3 separate regions of the Homo sapiens genome follow, and regions 1 and 2 are each linked to region 3. The links are chromatin contacts, found by Hi-C or POLR2A ChIA-PET in ENCODE. All regions are on one chromosome and are shown on one strand. Each heading gives the region's core, a stretch centred on a gene start or an enhancer-like site at or near the end of the contact. The rest is flanking DNA. Distances are from core to core; before and after follow the strand shown. Region 1 holds the start of SLC8A1 (solute carrier family 8 member A1). Region 2 overlaps SLC8A1 (solute carrier family 8 member A1). Region 3 overlaps SLC8A1 (solute carrier family 8 member A1).

What was found. Hi-C counts contacts between places; a loop is a spot of excess contacts on that map. ChIA-PET counts read pairs that join two places held with the same protein, here RNA polymerase II (POLR2A). Pooled maps may share reads with other maps.
Region 1: a loop to region 3 is called in a map of mammary epithelial cell, with 7 times the contacts of the local background. The contact joins the promoter of SLC8A1 here to the enhancer-like site in region 3. A Hi-C loop is called at or near these places in 6 of 168 maps with a recorded cell type or tissue (IMR-90, cardiac septum, heart right ventricle and 3 more) and 4 of 50 pooled maps. POLR2A ChIA-PET finds 5 or more read pairs at or near these places in 4 of 52 experiments (AG04450, GM10248, OCI-LY7 and 1 more).
Region 2: a map of OCI-LY7 shows a loop between it and region 3 (3-fold over the local background). The contact joins two enhancer-like sites. A Hi-C loop is called at or near these places in 6 of 168 maps with a recorded cell type or tissue (IMR-90, OCI-LY7, Right ventricle myocardium superior and 3 more) and 3 of 50 pooled maps. POLR2A ChIA-PET finds 5 or more read pairs at or near these places in 4 of 52 experiments (BJ, IMR-90, OCI-LY7 and 1 more).

Annotation. Positions count from the first base shown.
Region 1 is chr2:40,450,819-40,454,296 of GRCh38, forward strand. SLC8A1 (solute carrier family 8 member A1) reads right to left here and starts at 1,272. Exons shown (of 11, transcript NM_021097.5): 1 at 1,086-1,272.
Region 2 is chr2:40,279,669-40,283,233 of GRCh38, forward strand. The region is part of intron 2 of SLC8A1 (solute carrier family 8 member A1); the gene reads right to left. Among named protein-coding and RNA genes, the nearest start is that of SLC8A1, 170 kb to the right of the region's middle. Within about 2 kb of position 1,728, at least 11 of the 41 ENCODE cell types and tissues checked have a DNase peak (open chromatin) inside an H3K27ac peak, as active enhancers do; they include OCI-LY7, where a contact is called at or near this core.
Region 3 is chr2:40,363,066-40,366,551 of GRCh38, forward strand. The region is part of intron 2 of SLC8A1 (solute carrier family 8 member A1); the gene reads right to left. Among named protein-coding and RNA genes, the nearest start is that of SLC8A1, 87 kb to the right of the region's middle. Within about 2 kb of position 1,651, at least 2 of the 41 ENCODE cell types and tissues checked have a DNase peak (open chromatin) inside an H3K27ac peak, as active enhancers do; they include OCI-LY7, where a contact is called at or near this core.

The DNA of each region.
Region 1 (3,478 bases), core at 22-2,521, 87 kb after region 3:
TGCGTACAACATGCACATTGCTCTCTTCTAAAAATGCTTTGTTAAATTTCATCACCCCTGTTCTCAACTCAACCACTACCACTTTGGAGAGGGAAATACAAATTGCCAGCCCAAGCCATTCATCAAACAGCAACAGAATCCACGGGGTGGTGGGGGGGATAGAGAAGAGGCGGGGGTGATGCAGGGGGTGGATTTAAAGAATCAAGGATGCACACGTACTGTATTTTCAAGAGCATCGCCTGGGCGGATTTGGTTTCTTTGGCCGGCTGTCCAGCTATAAGACCGCCCTCTTCTTCATTAAGGAGGAGCCAAAAAGGATATCTTCACATCTCAGAACACAGACCATTTCCCCCAAGAGCCAGCAAAGCTCCAGAGGCAGAGAATGCAGCTGCAAAGTTCCCTTCCAATCTCTTGGGGAAAGATGCCTGTGTGTGCAGAATCCCCAAAGCACACCACGGCACAGTGCCCAGAGACGTGGACCCCGCAGCCCACTCCCTGCTACCCCCTACATTTCTTCCTCGTCTGTCTCTGCCCCGCCACACCTCCCTCCTCTCCGCAGTCCGTGGTGAATGAGCACCCAACGCCCGCTGGAAAACAGGGGGCTCGGAAATGTGGCCTTGGGGAAAGACCCCAGGGATTACCGGAAGGAGGGATGTCCGCGGAGAAGAGTCCAGTGGGTGGGGACGCCTGGATCCCCAGCAGCTCTGCATTCGGGGTGGACTTAGCTCTTCGCGCCCTGAATCCTCAGAGCCCAGCGCGGTGCAGGGTGCAGCATCTCTCCTTAGCAGCCCTTTCTTCCTCCGGCAGCCTGCACTGGCAGGCAGGCAGGCACCCTCACGCCCAGACGCACCAGCCCGAGCAATTTCACTCTGGGAAGCGCGGACACCCAGAAAAATGTGCAGGCGCGCACACACCACATCACACACACACACACACACACACACACACACACACACACACACACACAAATTTAGAAGCCGCTCGTTTGCCAAAGCAGAGGGAAGTGTAGCCTTATGAGCAGCAAATGGAAAATAGTTCTTGGTCTCTGACTAAATGCCTTCTGCCTGTCCATCATAAGATCCTACCTGGTTTGGGGAGTGTGAATGGATTCTTCCTCCGTTCCTCCACGCTAGTAGAAAATACGGCGCACTCCCTCCTTTTAAACAGCTCCCGATCAGGAAGAGGTCGCTCCCATCTTCTGTGGGAAGCACAAAGCAGGCGGCGGCGGCGGGCTGACTACCGTGCAGCGCCGGCGCGAGCGGGAGCCGCGGCAGCGGGCAGCGGTGCGCGCGGGCGGGAGGCAGGCGCGGAGGCCGGGAGGCTGGGAGGGCCGGGGCCCGGGCGCGCGCGCGCTCCCCCTCCCTCCCGCGCACACTCGCCCGCCCGCCGCCCGCAGCCTCGCACTCGCTCACACGCGCGCTCGGCCCCGCGGCTGCCGGGCGCCCCGGGGCCCCCTGCGCGCCCCTTGGGCTCCCCAGGCGATCGCGTCGGGGCAAAGCCGGCGCGTTTCTGGAGCACCGAGCGGGTGGGGAGCCCTTCCAGCCTCCCAGCCTCTGCCGGCGAGCAGCTTTTTCGATTTCCTGCCGGCTCTCGGCCCCGCAGTGCGTTGTGGCCGCGCGCTAGCGCTGTCTCTCGCACCCAGCCCATCGATGACACGCGCACACAGGCGCTGCAACTTTTCTTTTGAACCCTCTTCTTCTCTTCCGCAGACAGAACCCTGACCCCCAATTCGCCTACCCGTTTCTCACCTCTGACTTTGTTAATCCAACTATCTTTCTTCCCTCACTTCCTGCCCTTCTGCTAAAGGAAGCTTTCTTTTAGCAAAAGGATCTGGGCATATATCAATGATTTTTTTTTTAATCCTCACCCTGTGTTTTTCTACGTATCAGATATGCACAACTATACGTTGGCTACTAGATGCTGACACAAGCAAACAGAGATATTCGGGGGAGGGTGTCCCCCGGCCAAGAACTGGGACAGAGTCTCTGTGTTGGTATTTCCCTCAAAGATGCGTTTCACCTGGGAATAAAGACCCAGAGTCTGTTTCGTGTGAAAGGCGTGCTGGTTTTAAACTACAGTGAGGAGTAAAAGCCGAGCATTAAGGTTGAGTGGGAAAAAACCTAATGCAGCAATCGACGAACCATTCTTTGCCCTTTCCAAGAGAAGCATTATCATTGCCAATAAATCACTTTCCTCATAATTAATAAAGGAACACTGCACCAGGCCTTTCCTCTCTTGACAGCTCATTCATTCTTACAAACCCTTAATGACTTCACGTGGTGAAAGGCTAGACCTACTGTGGAGTTCACTAGCTTCCAAACCTGGCTGCGCATCACACACACCTGGGAATGTAGTCAGATGCTGTAGAATCTGAGGCCGAATCTGATGCAGACTCTCCCGTTGTAGGTCTCAAATGGGGCTCCAAATTAGTATTTTTAAAACACCAGTTGCTATCGGCCACTGGTGTCGTTTGCCAAGGTGTGTGGGGGGGTCAGGAGCAGCTACTTGGGGAAGGTGGGAGAAGGAGGGACCTGCAGAGCACAAGGCAGAAAGTTAGTTTTTTTTCGTGGAGACGTCCCCCCATACTTACAGTGCAACCAGGGCAGTCACCACGACTGATAGATTCTGACTCCAGGAACCTCAGTTTGCCTCCGCAACAAAGAGGGGGCGGAATGGAAGAAATAGCCTCTTCTGCCCCTGTGCCAGTGGCTCTCAACCCTCCTTGCACCTCAGAATCTCCTGGGCCGTTTTTAAAAATCCCAGTGCTTAGGCCACACCCCCAAACTGATTAACTTTGACTCTCTGCAGGTGGGCCCCAGACAGCCTTAATTTGTTTTTAAGATGCCTGGTTGATTCCTATGTGCAATGAAGGTTGAGAACCACTGCTCTAGGCCAATACTCCTCAAACATGAATGTGAGTATGAATCACATGGGGATTGCAGATTCTTTTTCAATAGACCTGGAGCAGGCCTGGGGTAGGCAAGTGTTGAAGTGATGCTGAGGCCGTCTGAATGAGGACCTCACTTTAATTAGTCGGGTCTGTTGCCAGCAGTCTTGGATACTGGCTTTGTAGAGGACACTCTAAGCTGCTTCACGTCTTATAAAATTTGCAGGAATCGTTCTTGCCTAAGAACATTTTTCTTTCCTTGCTATAAGTTAAATTTTCTTGGAAGCTACTTTCCACACCAACTTGGTTAGACTACACTTACTAGTGGATATAAACAGAATGACCTGTGGGGAGAGACAGAAGGTCACTGTCTCTTTTAGAATATGTCCTCTACCAAAAATTACTTAGAGTCCCTGAATTTAAGGCAGTGTGAGTAGCAGATATTTGGCTCACACTCAATGAAAGGGGCTTGGAGAGAAAAGTGGCTGCCTTCTAAATAACACTAAGGAAAGCTTATAACTAAAGACTCCACTCAATAGGAAATAGAACACAGCCAAATGAAGGAACCAAGAGAAAGCTAAATGAAAATGT
Region 2 (3,565 bases), core at 478-2,977, 83 kb before region 3:
CCTATTTCAGTCCTTCTTTTAGGGGAAGAAGTCATTACATCAGCCTTGTAAAGTACACTGGCATGCAAAGTAAAATCTGTTACTAGGGTGAAAAGTTGGTACATTCTGTTTTTTTGAGGGGAGGTGAGCTCTCACGTGCCCCCAACATGCACAGTTCACTAAAAATCTGTAGCTCACCAATCTCCTATTGTATGCATTTGTTATTTAGTCTTCAGCTCTCCTACATTTTCTTTGTTTCTTTATCTATTAAACTTTTAAAAATTGTTCCCTGCCTCTTTTCCATTCTGATTTTAAAAATTCTGATTAATATACAATTGCATCTGTATTGGCAGACCATGTAGATACAGCATTTGTAAATTGCAAGCTATGGAGTACACTGAATACCATATTAAGGAGTTAGTGAAAATGAAAAGAACTTTAAACCCTAGCCTTTTAGATAGATTTCTGCTTTTAAAGATTATCTCTGGATTGCAAAAACAGACATGAATATTGATAGTGTAAACCTGACTAAAATATGACTCTAAAATATGAATGTCTGCCATTATAAAAGAATCTAATGATAAAACCTGAGGAAATAAACACTAAAAAAAAAAAAAAAAAAAAAAGGTTGTTTTCTCTTCCTTAAAAGTCCTGAAATTTAATTTTACCATTCTGTCACAGGATAAAACATCTGTCCTAATGGAAAAGTAACAAAAACCCATTTTCTGAAAAGCCCCACAGATAATTTTTCACATGAGTACATGGAAATATCTATTCCATTTTTGGATAACTATTCTTTCTTGATGTAAAACACTGGTGGTCAAAATATACAAATATCACATTTGCCTTCAATCATAAAACTCTGATAAGCACACAAATTGCAATACCATCATGCTAAATTAACTAATTCATTTATTAATCATTTTCTTTGAAAGCAGAGTGACATTCAGGCACTGGGAATGCTGAAATAAAAGATTGAATCCCTGCCTTCTGGGGTCTTACACTTCAGCAAAGAGGTCACACATCAATAATTAATATATGATGTCACAGATATAAATACAGAAATGAAGTAAAAAGAGACAATGAATCCAGACCAAAAGTTTCAAGAAAGGCTCCTAAGAAGAGGTGACATCTGAATGGAGTCTTTGAAGACCCTGTAACAATAGCCAGGCAAAGGTGCTCTAGGCAGGAAGAATGTTTTGTGCAAAAGCAGAGGTGGGTAAAACATGACTTCAGTTCTCTCAAATAGAATTAATCAATCTCTTTATACAGTAACTCAGCACGTTGTCTGTACTTCTGTTAGCATGAATAGAATGAATTTTTATTGCTTATCTTTCCTGGTGGACTGTAGCCTACTAGAAGCAGGCTGATACATCTTTGTACCTCCCATTTGTCTTGCACTTATAACTTGCCTGCTTAGTTTTGATGGAATGAGCCAATGAATGACAGTAAGATTTCACAAGAGTCACCTGTGAAACATACTTCACCAAAGCACCCATGGTAGCACTTATTAACAAACGGAGTTTACCAGGGATGGGGCAGAAGAAAGTCTTAGCTTTTCAAAGAATTTCATTCCTGAGACATTTTTGTGGTCATGTATTTAAAAAAAAAGGGTTGGGGGGGTGCTCTGAGAAATGTGCTCTCAGATGGCACAGCTGGAATGAGAGAAATGGGAACTGTTTTCCATTTTACATAGTTTCTGGAAAGGGCAATAAGAACAAAAAAAGCAACACTGTTGGTCAGCATTCTCAGTGCCTGAGTTGAAAGGTGCTATAAACAGAGAAAAGTCTCATAGGCCAACTCTATGCAGGCTATGTGCCAAGAATAGCTACAAAGTGGCAAGTTAAATCAGCCAGGGCTTGTGAGCTGTCTCAGGACTTGAGTCCCAACTTGCACTCGTGAAAGTTATGCTGCAAAGGGAGCTACCTTTCCCCAGCACTGCCTGGGGCCTTGGCAAGTCTAATGGAGAATGAGTTTGATTTCAAGCCCTGCTCCCTTCAGGCAACTTACAAAGAAAAGCTGTTAAGTCTGTGGAGCTGGGAATGTCTGGAAAGAGTGAAGACCCATCATTTAAAACTGATTTCTTTTTAAGGAAGTAGAGCAGAGAGCAGTGATTACTTCAACACCCATTCTCAGGGGAATTTCTGTAAGCCGGAATCAGCTAATGATGGTTAATAAAGGTAAATGTTCCCTGATTCTCAGGAAGTGATTCTTCATCCTGGGGCTTTTTGAAGACTCTGTCTTCACTTGAATTTTGGGTGGAATAAAGCCCTCCTGGATTTATCCTAATCTAATACTCAAAGTTGGTAGTTCACAGGAGTCTGTTTATTCTTCTAGAAAAGTATAACAGTGGATTAGCTACTGGCTTCTATCCCTTCAGCACAGCTCCCCCACACAAGAGCGTACCTTTAATGACTGATGCTGGTGTATCAAATTGTGTCCTCTCCTTCTAATAACAAAATAATGAAATACAGTAAAATGCCACTTTTTCTGACTTTTTTTTTCTTCTAGGACATGTATGTTTCTTACCTCATTCAGAGGCATGCTGGGAAATTTAACTAAATCTGAAAGAAAAACATTCTGTAAATCCTTAAGACTGGATTAGTAATAAGGAGTAATTTCTGATCTGGAATAAAATCCAGAATTCAGCTTGCTCACCCCAGACACAAAACACAATAAAAAGAATGGTTGTTACAGTTACTAAACGAAGGATCTTTTCACACTCAGCAAGGGTAAAGACTGTCTCTTCTGTATCTCTGTATTACCCAAGACATTGAGCATCCATCTTACTGATACAAAGGATGTCTAGTTTGAAAGTTTGCCTATGTACATTTGTTTACGCACTCAGGCATATACAGACTGCCAACTTTATTATTACCCAAGATTAAAAATAAAAAATAGACCTTGCTCTCAAGAGATTTCCTTTCCGTTAACTGCAATGCTAAGTGAGATGCATCAGTTTCATTTTTGCACGCTCCTTTGCTCCGTTTAGTACCGAAATAAAAACATGACGTAGCTTTTGGGGCCGGGGAGGAATCTCATTCTTGCAGGAAATAATTGCCAGGAATTTTAAAGAGTGTCATCATTTTCTCTGTGTCCAGTCCTGCCCAGTAACAGAGAACAGCTATTAAAAGTATCCAAATGCTGGCTGCAAGGAGAAGTTGAACTCTGAACCACTATAAACCCAATCAGATGCAGACATTCTTCCCATCCCATACCCCGGACTCCCAGTGAATCTTGAAGACCCTGGGGTTAGCCTTATCATTTATTCGTCTGTATAGTGATGGCCTGTGCTAATGCCCAAATGATCCTGACTTATTAAAGGTTCTTCCTGAAAAGACATGATTTTTATTAGTTCACCACAACTTATTCTCAAAAAAGCATTTATTCTTTATCAAGCCACAAATTTTACTTAATTAACTATTCTACTAGATTCCAAGACGATTTAGAAGCTATTGAGGTTGTAACAGGATAAGAGAACAACTAGTCCACTCTGTTAAAATAAAATAAAATCCAAAAACATTAAATGTTTTCCTTTTTGTTCTCTAATGAGAGGTAGAGGATGTGAAAGTGAAGATACAGTAAG
Region 3 (3,486 bases), core at 401-2,900:
ATTCAGGACTACAGCTTACAACTCTTTTGTATCAAATTTGTACATCTGATCTAGAGGAATGAAAAAGGTTTTACTACTGAAGGTTGGTATTAGATGAGTCTTATAATCATTTTTCACCATATAAGTTAAGCTCAGAGATAAGATTCATTCAACATGCTTTATTTTTTTAATTTAAAGTTAAAGCTCATTGACAAAAGACTAAGAAACAACTGATAATAAAAAGTGCCTCCTCTCCCTTTTTCTGAAGTGGTTTCTAAAAGAACCACTGCAGGGATGATGATGATGATGATGATGATAGCACTAACATTTACTTAAACAGTTATTTTGTGTCACTACTAAACTATGTGCTGTAAATGCAAGAAAGCTACAAAACAGACCTCCAAACTCACTTGTGGAGCACTTGTGAAGATTAGAGATGATCAATGAGAAATAAACTGGCACATGGTAAATGATTAAAAACAAAAGCTATCATTATTATTAAATCCCAAGCTACCCTGAAGCAGTAACTCAAAAAACCGTGCCTTACCATTATGTCAGTTGTTCAGTAGTTATTTATTTATACCACAGACAATATGTTTCTTAAAATATGCATGCAAATAAGCCCATCAGAGCAAAAGACTTCCTTTAAATTTGCCCCTTTGTGGCAGGTAATAATGACATCGCCTCGCTTGGATGATTAATAACCAGTTGTTATGAGGACTGTGCCTACTGACGCAAATACAGCATTGTATTTGGGCCCTGAGTTATAACATTCATTTCTTTAAGGCTGATTGACTCTGAACAGTCACATTATTTGCTTGTTGAGTTTACGCAAGACGTTTTTCCAAGGGAGGTTTATTTATTTATTTATTTAGTGGCATTTACATGTGTGCCTCTGACTTCGGGGAGAAAAAAATGAAAGCACAATGTAAGTAGTCTAAAAAAAGGGCTAATCAGAATAACCCTGGATGTTTTTTCACCATGTTACCTCTGTACTCATATCACTATAGCCAATTTTTAATTAAAAAGCTTTTATTTTCTTTCAATAGGATAGTAAAAATGTGCAACTGCCTGATAAGTATTTGCTCTTAGTATAGCACACTTTTCAGATATTTTTAAAGAAGTATCAGATAATTAAAACAAAACATATAAAAACATATCAGCTGATATTATTTTCTCAATGCTCAGTATATGAATTAACTGATGGGAATATAGAGAAACAAAACAATTTAGAAGAAAAATAGCTCTTAAGCCATCAAGTTTCAAACATTTCAAACTCACTGGAATTGTGCAATCACTACGAGTTTGTGTGTGTGTTTGTGTGTGTGTGTATGTTTAGGGTAATACACTTTATTGATTCATTAAAAATGTAAGTACAGTAAGCTGGAAAGTATGGCAAGTAAAACAAAAAAAAAACAATTAGAAGATTTCTATGAAAACTTTACAATCTAATAAAATTGAATCCTTTTTTTTTGTTGTTGTTCTCTCCCCAGGCAATTATTTTGCTCTGTTCACATGTCTTCACAAAATACTTTCAATTTTATTTTTCCACCCTCAGATAAACAGATTCCTTTTGTTCGGCAGATGAGAAACGTACCAGCTGTTAGTACTACTATATCCATCCATTTACTAATATTTAATGAGAAAAAATTTAACTCCATTTTCAGCCTTTCTTTCCCTCTGCTCATTAAAGAGAAGCCTGCCCTCCTGGAAAGCCCTTACTTGTCAGCCCAGTTCTTGAATTATTTTTAAACAGAAAGTTAGGAGAAAATAATACAGTGATGAGGATAAGAAAGTGAAAGTGCTGCAATTTTTTTTTCTTTTAATTTTTTTTCTTGAGAAATGACAGGGAACAGCTTTGGAGTGTGTGCAGGTAACAGATGGAAGACAAAAAGAGGGATTTTAAGATTTGTTGCTGGGGCACATGTCTCTCTAATCAAGAAATCAAGTAAAGAACTGAGTTATTTTATGGTATTATTGTATTGCATGGCATGTATTCTTTCAACCCTGATGCCTCTCTGGGACTGGCCCACACTGGCCATGTTCTCCATGAGTTATTTATGGTACTTTACCATTTTTAGAGTGTATATAAATGCTTTACCTTATTTGAACCTCTGAAAACCACAGGGTAGGCAGGAAAGATATTATACCCACATTTTACATATGACTAAACCAAAAAAAAAAATGAAAGCGGGACAAGAATTCAGACTTTCTACCATAGAATTTGGTGGTCCTTCTATCAGCTATACATTGACATATCATATTTTTATACTTAATTTATTGTGCATTTGCTTCAGGGCTATATCTTTACACATCCAAACATCTAAATAACCTGTAGAAAATAAAATCAGTGATTTATGTGTTTACAATTATCCGAATATTTGGTATTCATATATAACAGAGAAATAATTAACTGCCCATTTCACTTTTCACCTAACAATCTATACCTTCTGTACTCTTAGAAGTAACAGCACTGCTCAAGAATCACTACGGTTGGGGGCAAGGTGAGGGGCTCTGAATCCCATTTGGAAGCTTTCTTCAGAAATATTGCTTCTTGTGCAGAAGTCATGGGTCAGGTTTTCTGTTTGGTTGATGACCTGTCTATACCTACATTTACACACACAAACATGTCATTCATTTGCATTTAACTTGTCAGTCTAAAACTTGCTTATTTGGCCAGGTGCAGTAGCGAGCACCTATAATCTAAGCACTTTGGGAAACTGAAGTAGGAGGATTGCTTGAGGCCAGGAGTTCAAGACCAAACTGGGCAATACGGTAAGATCTCACCTCTACAAAAAATTAAATATATATATGCATGATGGTGCATGCCTGTAGTCCCAGCCACTAGGGAGGCTGAGGCAGGACTGATTAAGCCCAGGAGTTCAAAGCTTCAATGAGCTATAATGGCACCACTGCACTCTAACCTGTGTGACAAAATAAGACCCTGTCTGAAAAAAAAAAATCATTTTTAAGATTAAGAATAAAAAAATTTGGATCCAGAGAACTAGGACTTCATTCTTCTTCTGTACATTATGAGCTACCTGAAAACTGGTGATGAATATGCTTCCTTTATCTCTACATTCTCTATTTGTAAAATGGGGATAATAAGAGCACCCACCTCATAAGGGCACTGTCAAATGGGCTAATACACATGAGTACTTAGAACAACATATAGTATGCACTCAACAATGTTAACTTTTTAACATTATTAAGTTTTATTATGTTACAGTTGCTAGTGCTTGCTAAAATAGTGCTGACACATGGTAGTCACAAAATAAGTGTTATTGTGGTATATGTTAAATGAATCTCAGTTTTGCCAATGTGTGATCTTGGAAGAAGTTACTTCACCAGAAAAATAAGAATATAAAACCCACAATAATGACAGCTGCCTGACAAGGCTATCGTGAGGAACAAATGGAATAATATGTCAGAAATGCTTTATAAATTATAAGGTGTGAAATAAATGCTAATTACCATGTTTGTTCTCTAACTTTATCCTCACAAATA